4 separate regions of the Homo sapiens genome follow, and all the other regions are linked to region 1. A link is a loop called in an ENCODE intact Hi-C map of the cell type or tissue named here. Cell type or tissue: dorsolateral prefrontal cortex. All regions are shown on one strand. Each heading gives the region's core, and the rest is flanking DNA. Links, peaks and the distances in the headings are about the cores only.

The links. Hi-C counts contacts between places; a loop is a spot of excess contacts. Peaks named below come from ENCODE experiments on the same cell type or tissue, not always from the same donor. Only the 100,000 strongest peaks of a DNase experiment are listed, where the experiment ranks them.
Region 2: it touches region 1 in a loop (7-fold over the local background); 74 of 110 quality-filtered maps call a loop at or near these places.
Region 3: a loop joins it to region 1, with 4 times the contacts of the local background. A loop is called at or near these places in 14 of 110 quality-filtered maps.
Region 4: a loop joins it to region 1, with 4 times the contacts of the local background. A loop is called at or near these places in 44 of 110 quality-filtered maps.

What each region holds. Positions count from the first base shown.
Region 1 is chr2:56,007,983-56,012,530 of GRCh38, reverse strand. The region is part of intron 2 of MIR217HG (MIR217 host gene); the gene reads left to right. The region is part of intron 3 of LOC105374690 (a long non-coding RNA gene); the gene reads right to left. Among named protein-coding and RNA genes, the nearest start is that of MIR216B, 9.5 kb to the right of the region's middle. In dorsolateral prefrontal cortex, for the core only: CTCF peaks have their summits at 2,366 and 2,565 (motif pointing right); a DNase peak (open chromatin) is centred at 3,260; H3K4me3 peaks cover 1,188 bases; H3K27ac peaks cover 1,725 bases.
Region 2 is chr2:55,715,972-55,720,519 of GRCh38, reverse strand. No RefSeq gene overlaps it. Among named protein-coding and RNA genes, the nearest start is that of PNPT1, 24 kb to the right of the region's middle. RefSeq lists a silencer at 3,287-3,479. In dorsolateral prefrontal cortex, for the core only: CTCF peaks have their summits at 1,972 and 2,175 (motif pointing left); a DNase peak (open chromatin) is centred at 2,149.
Region 3 is chr2:56,128,282-56,132,829 of GRCh38, reverse strand. All of the region lies in intron 5 of LOC105374690 (a long non-coding RNA gene), which reads right to left. Among named protein-coding and RNA genes, the nearest start is that of LINC01813, 40 kb to the right of the region's middle. In dorsolateral prefrontal cortex, for the core only: CTCF peaks have their summits at 502 (motif pointing right) and 2,179 (motif pointing left); a DNase peak (open chromatin) is centred at 2,209.
Region 4 is chr2:55,764,933-55,769,480 of GRCh38, reverse strand. It overlaps LOC107985811 (a long non-coding RNA gene), which reads right to left. Exons shown (of 3, transcript XR_001739192.2): 2 at 1,093-1,217. Among named protein-coding and RNA genes, the nearest start is that of PNPT1, 73 kb to the right of the region's middle. In dorsolateral prefrontal cortex, for the core only: no CTCF peak of the experiment used is centred there; no DNase peak of the experiment used is centred there.

The DNA of each region.
Region 1 (4,548 bases), core at 250-4,249:
TTTATGTGTTTGCATTTTTTGAAGAGTCTCTGAGGGGTTTCTTCATGTGTCTATAGGGAAAATGTGCTTCTGTATTTTCATCCAAGTTCATAAACTATAAGGCTCTGGAAATTAAGTCCATCTCTGGCAGGAAATCAGCAATCCTGAAGGAAGGAAACAGAACTAAAACAGATACAATGTTTGAGCACTATGATCACATACCATACTTAGTCTCCAACCAAATCCTTTCTGGTTCTAATCCACAGCACTGGCCCAGAGCTCTGGGACCCAGAAGTCAAAATATCCACGACTAACTAATATAACTAATATGTTCTAAGTGCACTAAGCCCTTCAATCATTTTGTCGTTGTTTTTAACTGTAGTAAAATACACATAACATAAAATTTATCATCTTAATCATTTTTAAATGTACAGTTCAGTAGTGTTAAGTACATTCACATTATTGTGCAGCTAATCTCCAGAACTGTTTTGATCTTACAAAATGAAAACTCTGTACTCATAAACAACACTCCCCCATTCCCGTCTCTTCCAGGCCCTTGGGAAACACCATTCTACTTTCTGTCTTTATGAATTTGAGTAGTCTAGGTACCTTACATATAAATGGAATCATTACAGTATCTGTCTTTTTGTGCTGGCTTATTTCACTTAGCATAATGTTTTCAAAGTGCATTAATGTAGCATGTGTCAGAATTTCCTTCCTTTTTAAGGCTGAGTAATATTCCATTGTATGTATATGCACCACATTCTGCTTATCCATTCATCTGTCATTTGACACTTGGATTGCGTCTACCTTTTGGCTGCTGTCAATAAGGCTGCTATGCACATGGGTGTACAACCTTCAGTCGTTTCAGAATGTGATTACTACATGCTGCAGAGTAAATTAAGACATACCGGAGAAAATACTTCAGAAAAGTAGGCAGAAAATTACAATAATAAAAATAATAGATAACACTTATTGAGAGCTTTCTATGTTCCGGGCACTGTGCCACACACAGCACTGATCTTAACTTTCTGAGATATGCACTATTATTACCCTCATTTTGTAGAAGTGAAAACAAGCACAGAGAGGTTGGTTAACTAGTCCAAAGTCACTCACCAAGTAAGTCACTGGAATGCAAATCTGGGAAATGGGGCCAGAGTTTATTCATTTGGAGGAGGAAAGAAATTACAGAATCCGTATTCATGGAGCCACAGCCAAGTACCCTTAGGGAAGATCTCCTTGACCACTGCACAGAGCATGACCTGAGCAAAAGGGCACTTTTGAATAAGAGCCAGAGAAAACAGCTCTGTCACCTGCTAGCTGCAGGACCTTGAACAAGACAACTGCCCTTCTGGGCTTAATGTTTCGTCTGTGAAAGGAGAGACTGAATTGAGTGTTCTATGGCCTGTTATGTTCAGCATCCCTCATTCCACGTGAATTGTTATCTAATACTTTATGACTTGGTTATTTTACCTACTTCAAGACAAGAAAATAATTTAAAATTTTCAAATATATGCTTAAGTCTACAAATTTTGATAATGACTAATTTTCTGATTCTCATTTCATTGTATTCAAATTATTCCTTGATATAAAAAATATCGTTTTTACTCCTCTAATGAATCTAAAAAGAAAGAATACAATGACATGGTACCAACAGGAGTGTGTGAGGTAAAATGTTTCTCCTTCAGAGGTCCCTGAGCTATGCCTACCTCAACAAAAGCGAAGTAGAGAGTTGCAAACAGTGCTCTTTAATATATATTCAAATAATTAGGGTTATGTGACCCCCTCCCCTTTCACCCTGCCACTAAGAGAAACAAGAAGGGTGAGCCTGAATTAATGTTTTCCTCTTCACAGTAAAAATGCATCACTTCATTGTATCTCTAGAAGCACGGACTGTACATAAGTAGCCTTATTATAAATAATTTTACTAGCTCTTTTGGTTCTATGGTTATGAGTTTAGGTTATGATTTTTTTGTGTTCGCTTTCAGAGCATAACCCTAATTCTGGGTGTAGTGATTGAATTGGATCCAAGGAAACAAAGGAAAAATATTTTTTAAATAAATGTTTAAAATTTTTTTTTTTTAAATTCTGAGTTCCTGGAGAAGAGTATTTGAATGCCACTGATCTAATTTATAAGTAGGTGCATGTTTGCAAACCCATGAAGAACGCTTACCAGAAAGAACCTTGCAAATCAGGCTCAAGAGAAGACTTGAGTTGCACTTTTGTTGTAATGCTGTACAAATCAAGTGGCAAATGCTTATTTGACCAAAGTCCAAGTGTTTCAAGTAGAGTACAGTCAAGTGATTTGATCAGGTCTGCATTTTTTCAGGGATGTCTGCAGATAAAGTTCAATATTAACTTAAGGGAATGTTTTCATTTTCTTTTAGCCAGCATTTATGGCAAGATAGACAATTTTATTTTAAACCAAATTATTACAATGGAAGCGCTTTCCATATTCCAATACATGAATTTGTTATTCTTCATATAGTAACTACATTCAGCCTCCAGCCAAGATAAAGAATTATGTGATACATACTTCATCTTCCATCACTGCTTTCAAAAGATGTGAATTCTGCAAACCAGACAGAAGAGGGAGCTATCCATCTGGAAATTAACCAATCCTTTCAAAAACATGTCAAATAAATATAGAAGAAAATTCTAATATAATCAAGTCTTATTTAGTCTTGTATTTTATAAAAATACTATAATTTTTCTGGTGCATTAAAAATGACAAAGAAAACGACCAGTAAAGGCAAAAACATTGAGTTAATTAATGAAAAGGCAAAATATACAAACGATTAAAAGGCCAATTAAAAATACACTCACATTTTACGGTTTGATCTCACATTTTATAGCAAAATGTAAAACCAGAACACACCTCCAAAAAGGGCAAAATAATACTCTGCTGCTATACGTATTACTAATATCACCTTCCTATAGATCCTGTTCTTAAAATGGAATGCTGACTTTAAAATTGATAACATCTGGAAATAATGGCAAAAAGGAAAAACTGTTGGGCTGCATCTGTCTTGAAAATGCTATGTAATAAGATTTACTTAATATATTTGAAAAAGGAAAAATGTTTTGTTCCCCAATTTGTTGCAACATCTGAAAGTTCACGAGGTTATGACCCCTCTTTAAGAAAGCATCTCCCACCACCTGCAAATACCCCAGGAAAAGCAGTTGGAAACAATAAAACACGTGCTAGTTAACTGTTACCAGGGAAACGGTTCTGGTTCACCAATCAGAGCGCCTGTGCTTCCCAGTGGCTTTGTCCGGGGGAGACATGCGCCAGCTGTTAGTGAATAACCATTGTTATAGATCATCAGGAAATCACAGTCAGCAGGCAACCCAGCCCCACTGGAAGTTTATTTCTCATATTTGTTCATCACCAGGGCAATTCTCCACCTTTAAAACATCCTCTTAGGCTGGGTTAACTAAATAACACCCTACACGGGTAAGGTCATTTAAAAAAGGCAAGTTGCAAAATGGTCTTTTTGCCAGCAAACAGATTTCTAACTTTGATTCCAAATGCATCACCCTCCTGTCCCCTTCACTTTCCAGTGGCAATTTTAAGACTGATATCTAAAGTCTGTGCTCCTTTGAGTGCTGTTCCTCCTTCACCTAACTGGCACTCCAGGTACCAAGAGCTTTCACACCATACCCTCCAAGACCTGTCAGAGATCATTTGGCAGTTCCCATGCTGGAAAGACCAGTGTGATTTGCAAACGGGGAGTTCTGAAGAGGCTGGCCTGTCATGAGGAAAGGGGCTGAGAGGACAAAACCCTGGTTCCCTCCCTCGCTAACACACACAATTCAACCAGAATAGCCCCACTTTATCAATTTTATTATTTTTATAAATTTATAAATTCATATATTTTTTGAAAAAAGATGGCGTTACTTTTTAAAGTTTAAAAACCAGCTCTCAACCTATCCAATCATCAGACTCATCTTAAAAAGTAAAGTCATCAAGAGTTTTAGTTTCAGGTCCAGCATGTTAGGCTGTTAAGAAGTCACCACTCTAACAACAAGTAAAAAAGCCAAACAAACTGAAAAATCAGCAACTCTTCTTAGATCTGTCAGAGAAGTGAGGTCACAGGACAAATCACTGTCCCCCAAATTGGAGAGACAGACAGACAAATAGAATCACAACTTACTAGAGCAGAAGTCTATGAGCAGTCTCTTTCTCAGGAGTCAGTGCCAGGGTTAGAAAACCAGAACTGCAATTGCTAGAAGATCAGTGTGGACAAGTTTAAGAATTAAAACTCAGGAGGACCCAGACATGTGGTCTAACACACGTTACCAATAGAGAAGCAAAAATAAGAATTACACCTGACTGGTCCTCAGAACATGCAAGCAAGAAGAGAGTGGTGTAAAATATTTAAACTATTGAGATAGAAACTACCAGCCTAGAACTCTATACACTGTGAAATTATCCTTCAAAAGTAAAGAAGAAATAAAGACTTTCTCAGGCAAAAATTGAAAGTATTTGTTGGCCAGTAGTCCTGCCTTGCAAGAAATTCTTCAAAGAAGTTCTTCAGAGCAAAAGAAAATTATATAGGTTAGAAA
Region 2 (4,548 bases), core at 347-4,346, 290 kb after region 1:
CCGGGTGGGCTGGGATGGGAGGAAAGGGTAGGGAAAGAAGGAGCAACCAAAGCCAGAGAAAGCCGTGCCCGGCCAAGAGAATCGCATCTAAAGAAGCCCTGAGGCAGCAAGGAAAATTGAACGTGAGTTATGATAGCAATTTTATATAAGCAGAGGGGGGAAAGTCTAGCAGGAAATACTCCAAAACATTAATGATGCTTTCTTCTGGAGAAGGACTGGTGATGTTCATTTCCTTGTTTATGCTTTATTGAATATTGCAGATTTTCTGCAATAAAAGTATAAGCTTTGTGATCTGGAGGGGAAAAGAATAAAAAATCTGGCTCAAAAGACCCCTGTGTGAGAAAAGGAGGGAAAATAGAACCCTCTCCCAACCACTCCAGATATCCAGGAGCTGGAGTGTGAAGCTGGAAGTAAACAGTACAAGAACATAATTCACTGTGATTATTTTTTATTTTTTATTTTTTTATTTTATTTTTATTATTTCATTTTATTTATTTATTTATTTATTTATTTATTTATTGCTTAGGCTGGAGCACAGTGGCAACAATCATAGCTCACTGCAGCCTTGAAAACCGGGGCCCAAGCAATGCTCCCATCTTGACCTCCCAATGTCCTGGGATTACAGGCATAAGCCACCAGTCCCAGCCCACTCTGACAATTTAAAAGGGTCCTGAATACTCAAAAGGTACAAAGCTTTGCAAGAAAGGGAACTAATGTGTATCTAGCCCTATCATGTGGCTAGAACTACCCTATAACTACAGCATTTCCTGGAACAGTAATATACAGATAATGGTGCCTTATTTCCACAATTTACCTTCTGATTGTATTCCTTTCTCTCACACTAACTCTGTTAGATGATTATTATCACCCATATTTTACAAATGAGAAAGAAAGTGAAATTTAAAGAGAGGTTAAGTAACTTGCTCACAGTCAGTCCTATTAGGCGGGAGAGCTGGGATTAAAAGAAAATCCCAGGCTAGGGTGCAATGGCACAATCTCGGCTCACTGCAACCTCCACCCCCTACCCCAATAGGTTCAAGCGATTCTCCTGCCTCAGCCTCCCAAGTAGCTGGGATTACAAGCACTTGCCATCATGCCTGGCTAATCTTTTATATTTTTAGTAGAGATGGGGTTTCACCATGTTGGCAAGGTTGGTCTCAAACTCCAGATCTCAGGTGATCCACCCACCTCGGCCTCCCAAAGTGCAAGGATTACAGGCGTGAACCACTGCACCTGGCCATAAATTCTTAACTGACTCTCATGGTGCCGTCTATATGTGAATGGTCTATGGACTGGTGCCCCTGCTGAGACTGGTGAAAGACAAGTTCTCTTTAGAAACTTGAAGCAGGTAGAAAACCACCTTGACCCTGACTGCCATTTGCCTAAGGGTCTGAGACCTAGCCTGGAGGGAGTCTGTTCCTGATTCTTAGAGAGGGCACCAACCGATAAAACCTGAGCTCTGATTGCCCAAAAGCAGTTTGCCCTGTAAAAACCAAGTATCTAGCTTAGTGGGTCTCAAACGGTAGCATTCATCAGAATCACTCAGAGAAATTGTTCAAATACAGACCAATAGGTCCACCCTCAGAAGTTCTAATTCAATAGGTCTGGGGTGGGGCCCAAGAATTTGCATTCTAACAAGTTCCCAGGTGATGCTGACGTTGCTTGGTGGGGGGGCTGCCACTTTGAGAACCATTCGCATAGTCTAATGTAAGGCAGGACTCACAAGAGTGTCAGCGCCTTGCACCACATTCTGAAACTGAGAGTTTATCTCACCCTGGCCAACCCACCCCACCTCCACCTTCTATAAAGTGGTTCTAGAGTAGGTAAATAATGGAGAAGAAACCGTGCCTCTCAAACCTGCGATGAACCAGGACCAGAAATGTTTGCTGGAAAACAAAAACAATTGATTTGGGGGATGGTGGAAGTTTATTTTTTATTTTTTATTTTTGGAGGGAGTTTTGATTGCTGTCATTTGGGTAATTATTTTTAATATGAACCCCAAAGCTTTAAAATGTTGTTGCTACATTAATCCTAAAATGTTAGTTAAGTTCACCCACAAATATAAAACTTAAAATTCCATTTTACAGTTTGAGTTACAAAGGAGGTCGCAAAAACCTGAAGAGGTGAATTAAGCAACACCTGAGCGCCCTCTAGTGGGAAATGAATTCTCCTAGTGTCCAAAGGCTGCCAGTATGCTGAACAATAAATGAGATTTCCATTATTTTCTTTTAACTCTTTGAAGCTGGCGAATGGTTTGTGCATTAAAAACAAATATGAAGAAAAATGGAAGAAAGCTAAATTTTAGATCGTGTAAATATCTGTTACTCTTCGAATTTTCACCCACTAGTTTAAGCATCCATTGATGATTCTTGCTTGCCTCAATCAATTATTTATGATGGCAGAAAGTATCTTTACTTACATTATAGAATCCAAAGCACTTTAACAATCTATTAATTTATTAATATAGAATTCTAGTGAACTCTTGAGATTACCTCAAGTTGTAAATATTATGCTGGTCTCGTTTGAAAACACATAAGACTTTTGTAGAAATCACTGGTCTTGTGGCTGGGCACGGTGGCTCATGCCTGTAATTCCAGCACTTTGGGAGGCCAAAGAGGGTGGATCACCTGAGGTCAGGAGTTCGAGACCAGCCTGGCCAACATAGCGAAACTCTGTCTCTACTAAAATACAAAAAGGTAGCCAGTGTGGTGGCGGGCACCTGTAATCGCAGCTACTCAGGAGACTGAAGCAGGAGAATCACTTGAACTTGGAAGGCGGAGGGTGCAGTGAACCAAGATCGTGCCATTGCACACCAGCCTGGGCAACAAGAGCAAAACTCCATCTCAAAAAAAAAAAAAAAAGAAAAGAAAAGAAAGAAAGAAAAAGAAAGAACTGGCCTTGTTTCCATTTACTTGACATTTCGTAAAGCTAACTTTTGCACTTTGTAAAGTGTCTTGACCCACTACATGGATCTCTCTGGATTCAAATTAGTACAGCACGTACCTAAATGTTCAGAGCCAGATCTAGGGGTTCAGTATAAACCTGTTTTTCTATTAGACGCCTTTATTTCTATAGAGGCAGTACCATCTTCTCAATCCCTTGTAATCCAACCATCTTTAACCTTTGACCTGAGCCACACTCTCAAAGGCAATAATTTCCCGCTCTTCTTAGTCACTGGTCCCTCCTCTCCATTCCTGTTTCTGGCATCCTGGTGTAGTGTCCTGACTCCTCTCTGCCTTTAATTTTTCTACTTCTAATGTATCTTATATAATACCTGAGATTATTTTTCCTAAAGCATAGTCCCATTCAAAGTATTGCCTAATGCGAAGCCCAATGCGAAGCCCAGTGCTCATTAGAGACACAACCCCAGTGCCTTTCAGGACTTGGCTCCGACTTACCGTGGTAGCCACATCCTCCTCATCTGGCTTTAGCTTACTCTATAGTCACACAAACAGGAAGTCTCAGTTGTTCCCAAACAATATCCTGAGGGTGACTGTGCCTTCACTTGGACAATTCCCTCCCATCATATCCCCATATCCAAATCTTACCAATCCTTCAAGGCCTAGACCAATCCTTCTCTATGATTCTATCTTTCCTAATTCTGCAAACCAGAAATTATTTATCCTCTTCTGAGTCTTTTTTTATTTTATTCCTCTGAGTTCTATTTCTGTTTCCTCTGTGTCATTTATTACTTTCAACCTTGTATTACAGAACAAGGTGGTTAACAAGTACCTCAGACTTGGCATGACCAAAAACTGACATCATGGCCGGGTGCGGTGGCTCACGCCTGTAATCCCAGCACTTTGGGAGGCCAAGGCAGGTGGATCACCTGAGGTCAGAAGTTTGAGACCAGCCTGGCCAACATGATGAAATCCTGTCTCTACTAAAAATACAAAAATTAGCCAGGCGTGGTGGCGGGTGCCTGTAATCCCAGCTACTTGGGAGGCTGAGGCAGGAGAACCGCTTGAACCCGGGAGGCGGAGCTGGCAGTGAGCCGAAATCATGCCACTGCACTCCAGCCTGGGCAACAAGAGCAAAACTGTCTAAAAAAAAAAAAAAATGACATCATCTTCTCTCACACTCTAAATCTCTCAGAAACCTGGGAGTCATCCTGGAGTCCCCCCTTCCCCTCAGCCTTTACTGTAATCATAAACCAAATTCTGGATGCCCTGAACATCTCTAACATTCACACCCATTCTGCCCTCTTGCAATGCCCTAGTTCTTGTCATCCTCATCACTCATGGAACTACAGCAACTAGTCTCTTTCTTGTCTTCTGATCTTACCCCCTCAAGTTCACCCTCCACACTACCACAGGAGACATCTTGGAAATTCAGACCTTTACATCTCTCTCCTACTTAAACCCACCTATAGTTCTCCACTGCCTACAGAGTGCAGTCCCGGATCCACAGCACAGAATCACCCATCCTCTAGTTTTGCATCTTACCACTTTCCATCTACAGTTTACAGTACAGTAAGAGCAAACTGATTCCAGTTCCCTAAACACACTCTGCTGTTTTACAGTTCTCCACCTCTGTTCTGCCTGGGCT
Region 3 (4,548 bases), core at 161-4,160, 120 kb before region 1:
GTTCTGTTTGGCCCTGGATAACTTCTTGGTGACCTTTATATCATTATGTTTTGCCAAATGGCTACTTCATCTAAGTGAGGACCATCTTGGTGAGGAGAGGATATAAATGTCCGCATTACCTAACTGGAGAGAGTTGATGAATCCCTTCTCCTCTCTGAGCCCGTTTCTCATCTGTAACATGAGGGTGTTGAACTGGTTGGTCTCAAAGATCTCAGCCATTTGAAAGTTTTCGGATTTTAAGTATAAACAGAGGGTTTCTTTTGATATCTAGTGTCTGTGCTAGTGTTAAAACAAAGTAGTATATCAAAGAAGCATATTTGAGTTCAAATAAAATTTTTCTAGTCTTATGCAAAATGTAAACTTCCCATCTTTTTTCATGTTTTCTTTTACATCATCTTCATCACATTCTTTTTTGCAGTGGGAACGCCTATCAATTCTGTTTTTTAATCTATGTTCTATTTCCCCAGTAGATGGCACCCCATTACAACTTTCAATTACTTTCTGACTACAAATTCAGTGCAACCAGCCCAGAAAATCAATGCAGACTGAAGAGAATGTGGGAGTATTTGTTCATCAAAAACAGATAAATAAGCAAAAATTTACACTGGGCACCTAACATATGCATCTATTTTTTTAAAATTTAAACCTCTAATTTAAAATTTAAATTAAAATTTAGAAAAATCTAAATTAAATTTAAACATTTTTCTAGTTTAAATTTTAGAAAAATTGATGCATATTTTTGATGCATGCCTAATATAAAGTTTAGAAAATTTAAATTTAAATTAGGTTCTAAAATAAGGTATAAGAAAGTAATTAGAATGTTTTTATACAAACATGTCAGACTACCATGTGTTAGCCTGAGTGCTACCCCTCAAAATGACAAATGTTTGAGATTATGGATGATCAAGTTGATTCATTTACATTGCTATTTTTAAAAACATTTAGAAAACCATTTTCTGGAAAAAACTCCCAGGATCAATTTCTGGCTTATATGACAAAACCTGTCTCGATGCCTCCTTTCTGACAATTCCTCCTCTGTAGCATCCAATTCCTTGATAATCCTTACATTCAAGAAAATTTTTCCCTTCTTGGAAAGGCTATTTTCAAACATTCTATACTTAATGAAGTTTGGCCATCTACTTTTAAGTATTTTGGACAGAATACAACTCAGTGACTTATAACCATAGTTTCAGCCCACGTGTTCTGTCTCTGCTGGCTTCCTTTGCCACGATGAGTAGAACATGCCCCGTGTTACAGGTAAATTAATTCTGGTACACTGGTAAGCAAAGAAACCAGTAACTGAGATGGGAAAGGACCCTAGCATTGGGAATTATGAGCCCTAACAAATTTTAATTTACCTTCTGAGAAAAGTAAGAAGGTGAGCAAATATCTTGCCAGTCTCTCATGAAGAACTAGCCCCTGCTTCAAGCCTGGCAGTGAGTTAGGAACTCCAGTCCTACTTATACAGGGTCCAGGATTGGGCTTGCTGCCCTTAGCCCAGGTGCAGCATTCCTGGGAAAGAAGTACCCACCTGAGATCCTTGGAGCAAGAAAGAATCACCCTCCAATCTCTACGTGAATGCATTCTTATTCCCCTACTGGAAGGAAAGCCCTGCCCTGAACTGTTTCTCAGGTGAATCCACCCTTGTTCTTTAAATATTACCGGCACACCCTCCATCTACAGTGCACTGAGGGAATGAACAAACATGCAGCACCCAGCCCAAACAGTAGTCCCCATCTCAAATCTAATTAACCTGTCCATGACTGCTCTCATCTCCTCACATGTTGAGTTCCATGACCTTTATACCCCCACTCTTGAAATCTACCTCAAGCCCTGCTTACTATGGTGACCTTCCTTCCCCACTGACGCTAGATTCCATACGCTTCTGAGTTTGGGTACCCTGGCTTCTCCAGATAAGAGACGGGCCTCCGCAGCCCCTATCCCCACCTTTCCTAGCTCTCTGATCTCTGCTGGGAGAAAGGATTAACACTTGGTTCTGATCCCCTCATTTCTCACAGCTGACATCTTGAATGGTAGAGAACTTCAATGAGTTTGGCATTATACTCTAAAGCCACTATTAACCCTGAAGATCAGTTGCATGATCTTCTAGACTTCCAGGTACATGAGCAATTTAATTTCCTAGTTGCTTAATCCAGTTTGAATTGGGTCTTCAACTCCCTCTGGTGGTAGAATCCTCACCCACAGGCCACCACACAAAGCTAGAGCTCTGAAGTTTGGCTAGTTTACAGGCACAGCTTAGTGGCTTCCCAAGCACGTAAGAATATATAAGAATGCATGTTTTAATTGTGGGGGACCTATGCCATCTGACTCCCAGGTTGGGTTTCCCTGGGGAAGTCCTCACTTACTCTGAAAGACTTTAATCTTAACCTCTAATATGTTTTCTCCACAGACTGAAAATCCTCTATCATGAGAATTTGCCGAATACAATGACAATGACAATTCAGTCAATAGCCTATATTTCTATAGTACTATTTAAGTTTTTCTTTTTCCTAATACTTATTGAATATTTACTATGTGCTTGTCCCTATTCTAAGCACCTTTCTTATATTACCTTAATACTTAAAACAACTCTATGAGGTTGATAATTATTATCCCCATTCTTTAGAAGAAAAGATTGTCATATGGCATCTCATATGCTCCAAGCCAGAGAGAACAACAGATATTCATCTCTCAGATTCATCTACACAAGTTTGTGAATCAAATGAGCCTGTTGGGCCCATAGAGAGGAATCAGGGTGACTTCAGCGGCCCAGACATGTTTGTTATTTTTTTCAGGAGATAAAGCACCCAAGAGGATTGTTAGACCTGTCAGAAAAATATAACCCAGAATCACACAGAAATCTCAAATCTGAACTTTTAGGAGTTTAATTGGTAACACATGGTTAAGAGCCAGCTTCCAAACACACTTAAGATTACAGAAGAGAAAGGATCTAGAGATGTACGTGACATCTGAGATAGGCCAACTGCGATCTTGCAGTAGGGTGACCCACTGTCCCAGTTTGCCTATGATTGAGGGGTTTCCCAGGCCATAGGACTTTCAGTGCTAATGATAGGAAGGTATTCAGCCTTAGCCTTGACCCCACACCTAATCCACTCCCCAGTTATTTATCTGGGCAACATTGGCCTCTCCTATAAGGAGTCAGGCCTGAGATTTAGGAGATCTAGAACTTGGTACTAACTGTTCAGCCCCATGAGCCTCAGTTTTTGCAGATTAAAATAGGAGTAATCCCTGCCCTTAACCACCTCCTAGATATTTGGACTCCTCAAAACATTTTCATAAACCCATGAGGAAGACTGCTGTGATCCTAAGAACCTCTTTCTATACAACATTGCCCTTGACTGTGTTTAAAAATAGGCCCCATGGTTTCAAATTTTAAATTTTAAATATTTAATTTAAAATGTTTTAAATTTAATTTTAAAATTTAAAATTTAAAAACAAGGCCGGGCATGGTGGCTCACACCTGCAATCCCTGCATTTTGGGAGGCTGAGGTGGGTGGATCACCTGAGGTCAGCAGTTCGAAACCAGCCTGGCCAAAATGATGAAACCCCGTATCTACTGAAAATACAAAAAGGTAGCCGGGCGTGGTGGCAGGCACCTGTAATCCCAGCTACTCAGGAGGCTGAGCCAGGATAATCGCTTGAACCCAAGAGGCAGAGGTTGCAGTGAGCCGAGATCACGCCACTGCACTCCAGCCTGGGCAACAAGAACGAAACTCTGTCTTAAAAGAAAAAAAAAAAAAAGCCAGGCATGGTAGCTCACGCCTGTAATCCCAGCACTTTGGGAGGCCAAGGTGGGCAGATCATCTGAGGTCAGAAATTTGAGACCAGCCTAAACAACATGGTGAAACTCTGTCTCTACTAAAAATTCAAAAATTAGCTGGGCGTGGTGGTGCACACCTGTGATCCCAGCTACTTGGGAGGCTGACGCACGAAAATTGCTTGAACCCGAGAGATGGAGGTTGCAGGGAGCTGAAATTGCACCACTGCCCTCCGGCCCAGGTAACTGAATGAGATTCCATCTCAAAAAAAAAAAAAAAAAAAAGACAAAAAGCAGACAATGCTAACACAGACAAGCAAAGCAATTAGAAAGATTTAGATAAATAGTTTGAGCTATTTAAAAAAAAAAAGAAGAAGAAGAAGTACTTTTTAAAACTGCTTCCCAGACTTCAGTTGTATTCACAACTCTAGTCTAGACCCAACCAGTGCTACAGCATTAAGAAACCACACACACACACACACAAAAAAAAACCCATCATTTGGTATTTTTTTAAATGATGATGATTGGTACTCCAAGAGACACAGGTAGCGGAGACATCACTGTGTAAGAAATTGCGAAAGAAGTCCAGGCAATTCCAGTTTTCTAGTATCAGTAAAAACAATCCTCGTCTCTTGCTCAGCATTTTCCCCAGAAGCATCTGAGTCAGCCCTTTGGTCCTCCAGAGGTCTGGCTTTGTTCTGGTGCTCACATTCTGAGGTTCAGAGATAGGTATCCCAATGGGAAGGGTCTGCATTCAAGCAATGAGACAA
Region 4 (4,548 bases), core at 160-4,159, 240 kb after region 1:
TAACACCATAGAGCAAATCATAATTCCTAGGTTGTAGTTTCAGGACTGCTGCTAAATAGATATTTTAATGTCATTTAATGTCCCTGAGTCTCAATTTTCTTATCATTTAAATGAGAGGGATGGCCAGACAACTTGCATTTTTTCTCTCAGCTCTATGATTTAATGACTTATGTCTTACTCAGGTCTCTGTAATCTAATGCTCAACACTTTGTTCTATTCATAAAGTACAGGCAGACAATTCCATAACCTCCCTCTGACACCTACTCCAATTATTTTAAGCCATGAGAGTTCACTTCTGGCATCTTTGCCATATGGGAAAATGTGTAAGAGGAAAGGCAGGTGGAGCCCAACGGGACTCCAATGCCCTATCAAACACCCTGAGGGCAGATGTTATGGCCAAGCGTGTGTGATCCACAGACACATCTGCAGAGAGCATCAGTATCTCTCAGAAGCTGCCACATTCATCTCCTAGCAAAGTACCTCAGGCATAAATAGTAGAATTCTAAGCACAGAAAGCACTCCAGAAATATCTGTTGCTTTGTTGATGTAGAACCCTCATTTTCTGATCCTAATGAACTGCATTTAAAGAAACTAGGGGAATAAGTATGTTTCTTGCTTCAAGCAAGGAATTATATAATTTGTTTTTCTAGAGCCAGCACATAGTAGATTCTCAATATGTGTGTGTTTGATGAATTTAATCATTGTGAATCTTCTGGCCCTGTGTTGAGGAATTCAAGCTACCAGAATCTTAATTTAGGATTTATGTCTCTCTTAATAAAGCTTGTGGTTTATCATTATAATAATGTGCCTCAATGAATCACTTCTCCCTGTGCCTGTGCCCCTTTTTCAATGTGACATTGCTGTTTCTCTGATGAAAAGGTGAGACTTTTTCCTCATCCCTTTGAATCTGGGCTGGCTTTGTAACTTGCTTTGACCTTTAGAATGTAATAGAGGTGACACTGTGAAAGTTCCAGACCTTCGACCTCAAGACTCCTTAGAGCTTCTACCTTTGCTCTGTTAGGACCCAGCCACCATGGAAAAAATCTTGGGGTTAAATGCCAAGGAAAGACTCTGTGAAGAAGGAGGTCCTACCTTTGCAATCATCCCTGTCAAGGTCCCAAACATGATGGTGAGACCATCTTAGACTCTCCAGCTCCAGTAGAACCAGCTCTGTGAGGGAATCTGAGCAAGACCAGTAGAAGAACTGCCCAGTCAATCTGCAGAGTCATGAGATACAGTAAATTGTCATTGTCTTAAAACACTGAGTGTTGGGGTAGCTTGTTACACAGTAATGAGTAGTCAATACAAAACTATTTCTGAACCCTAATCAGAACAGTCCCAAAAGAAGAGGTTTTATAAAAATTTGACTATAACAGCAGTTCTATGAGACAGAGAAGGGGGAAAAAGGGGCAAAATATTAAATACATAAAATACCAGATTAAGTCAATATGCAAATTATGCAGGAAATAAAATTCCGAAATTAAATAACACACTAAATCTATTAGTTTTGGGGCTCCATAGAAAACAGTTTCCAAACTGTAGACTTTTTAATTAATCCATTATTTATTAGTTATTACTCAGTGTTTTAGTTATCTATTTCTGCATAACAAATCACCTAAAAGCTTAGTGTCTAAAAGGATAATAGTCATATATTATTCTCATAATTTCTGGGGCTCATGTATATGGGGGAGGCTTAGTTGGGCAGTTGTGACTCAGGGTGTCTCATAACTTTGCAGTCAAGGTGTATGTAAGGACTACAATCATCTGAAGGCTTGATTGGGGCTGAAGGATCCACTTTGAGATGTCTTGCTCATGTGGCTGGCAAATTTGCTCCTCTCCTTTTGGGCCTCTCCTTGCAGCTCTGTGTGTCTTCACCACATAGCAGCTGGCTTCCCCCAGAAGCAGAGAGATTCAAGAGATCAAGGGAGAAGCTGAAATGCCTTTTATAACCTAGCCTCCAAAGTCTAACATCTTCACATCTGTCCATATTCTATATGGGCACACAGAGCAGCTCTGACTTAATATAGGATGGTACTACATAAGGGCAAGGATTAGTGTGGATCCTTTTAGGGGACCTCTATTGCCAAAAAAATTGAGAGCTCATACTAAAAATGCATATGCATCAGAATCATTAAAAATAATGTTAGAAAGTCAAATCAGAAACCATAAAGAGGCAAGAAGGGAACTATTTGTGCCTGGGCCTTCAGGTAAGATATTTATTACAAGTCTACAATTTCTTAGGAAAAACCCTTGAGAGCAGATATGTTTCAGAATTTACAACTTTTTTATTCCAGAAAGGTTAAGAGATACATATACCATATATTACACAATACCCTCCAGTAAGGCCAGGAGCAACAATGTAAAATCAATCACATTGTTATTTATACCACAAAATGTGTGAATTTTAAAACTAAGTAGAATAAAGACTTTAAGTGGTCTCACAACCATTTAGGTCAGATTTTGACAACAAAAATTTTTTTTAAGCCTGGGTTTTTAGAGCTTTTTGGGTTTCTGAATTGTGGATAAAGGATTGTGAGCCTGGAGAAGTTGTGAGCTCACAGGTTCAGGACATATGGCTACAGACTGCCCTAGATTTCATGCATCCATCCTTATTTCCAGGCCTTGCTTCCCACCAACGCCCTTGTACTGCTGATCAAGTTTGTCACAAACTCAAATTCTCAAAGCTGATCCATTCATATTTAGGGTCTCCTGATGTCATATTTCTATGCCATAGATTTTGATTTGGAAGTTAGCTTTTCATAGTGCCCAGCTTATCCCCAGTCTTGGTTTTCAGGTTTGTAACCACCGTTTAACACTGACAATGTGTGTTATCCGTTGCATTGCTTAAAAAGTAAGATAGTTATCAAACTTTAATCATCAATTTAACTGAGTTTCCTAACAACCAAGACAAAAAAGCATAGAAGTTGTTTGAAAGAAACTGATGTTTTCCTTACATCAAATCCTGATAGGAATTTTGTCAAATATCCTATCATAAATACATATTTCTCATCTGATAATGACACATCCAAAGCAAGACACAACATCCCCAGAAGTCACAAAGTAAAGGATCATTCATTTGTATAAAATAAAAATATGAAATTTCTAAGCAGAGTTAAAAGACAACTGACAGACTTGGAAGTTTTACAGCATGTAAAATAAAGAATTAATGAGAACTCTCCAAGTTAATAGGAAAAGGACAAAAAACTAGTGAACAGGAAATTCACAGGAAATACATTTAAATGCCTGATAAACACATGAAAAGATTCCTGACATTGCTAAGAATGAGGAAAATACAATTTTTTTAGGTGAAGTACTAATTTTTATTCATCAGATGGGTGGAAATTCAAAAGTTTGATAATATCAAGTTTTTACAAGGGTGTAGGGAATAGCACTCTCACACTCTTATCTGTGGACATATAAATGGTACAAACTTTGCAAAGGTTATTTTGGCAATATCCATCTCAATATAAATACAAATACCCTTTAACCATTTATTACAATTCTAGGATTCTATTAGCATATGACATGGTTTGGCTGTGTCCACACCCAAATCTCATCTTGAATTGTAACTCCCACAATTCCCACATGTCATGGGAGGAGCCCAGCGGGAGGTGACTGGATTATGGGGGTGGGTCCTTCCTGCGCTGTTCTCATGATAGTGAATGAGTCTCATAAGATCTGATGGTTTTAAAAACAAGAGTTTCCCTGCATAAGCTCTCTCTTTGCCTGCTGCCATCCACATAAGATGTGACTTGCTCCTCCTTGCCTTTTGCCATGATTGTAAGGCCTCCCCAGCCATGTGGAAATGTAAGTCCATGAAACCTCTTTCTTTTGTAAATTACTGAGTCTCAGGTATGTCTTTATGAGCAGCATGAAAATGGACTAATTCAGCATATATCCACAAAAACACAAGTAGTAGGAGTTTAACTACAGCATTTCTTGAAACAGTGAAAAATGTGAACAACCTAACTTTCCATTAATAGTGAAGTGTTTAAAAAAGAAACAACTATGATATAGCCTAGGAGTTAGAAATCTATTGGCCCCTGAGCCAAAAGTGGCCTATATCCTGCCTTTGTACTGTCTCCAAGCTAAGGATGGTTTTTAAAGAATTGAGGACAAGGAGGACAAATAAGAGAAAGAGAAGAAGGAGGAAAAAAAAAATGACAATATGTGACAGAGATCTTAAGTGACCCAGAAAGCCTAAATATTTACTATCTGTCCCTTTACATAAAACATTTGTTATAACCATGAAGATGAAGGGAAAATTAGGGTAACTATGGTTAACCTAATTGCCAAGCAGTGAAATTAACAAATTTATCCTATTCCTATCATCTTTAAGGCTACTGTGCCACTATCCGATAGCATTTAAAGATATAACTCTCTCAGTGCCCCTTTGAAAGTTCGTGAGGCATTTAAAACATAAGCCCCATTTAAAAACACACACACACTAACTCAAAGTGGCTGTCTGTACTGATCACTATCACTAACGAGTGGTTATCTATGGTTCATGGCTCTCAGTTGACCAATGTTGATATCACAAAACCATAG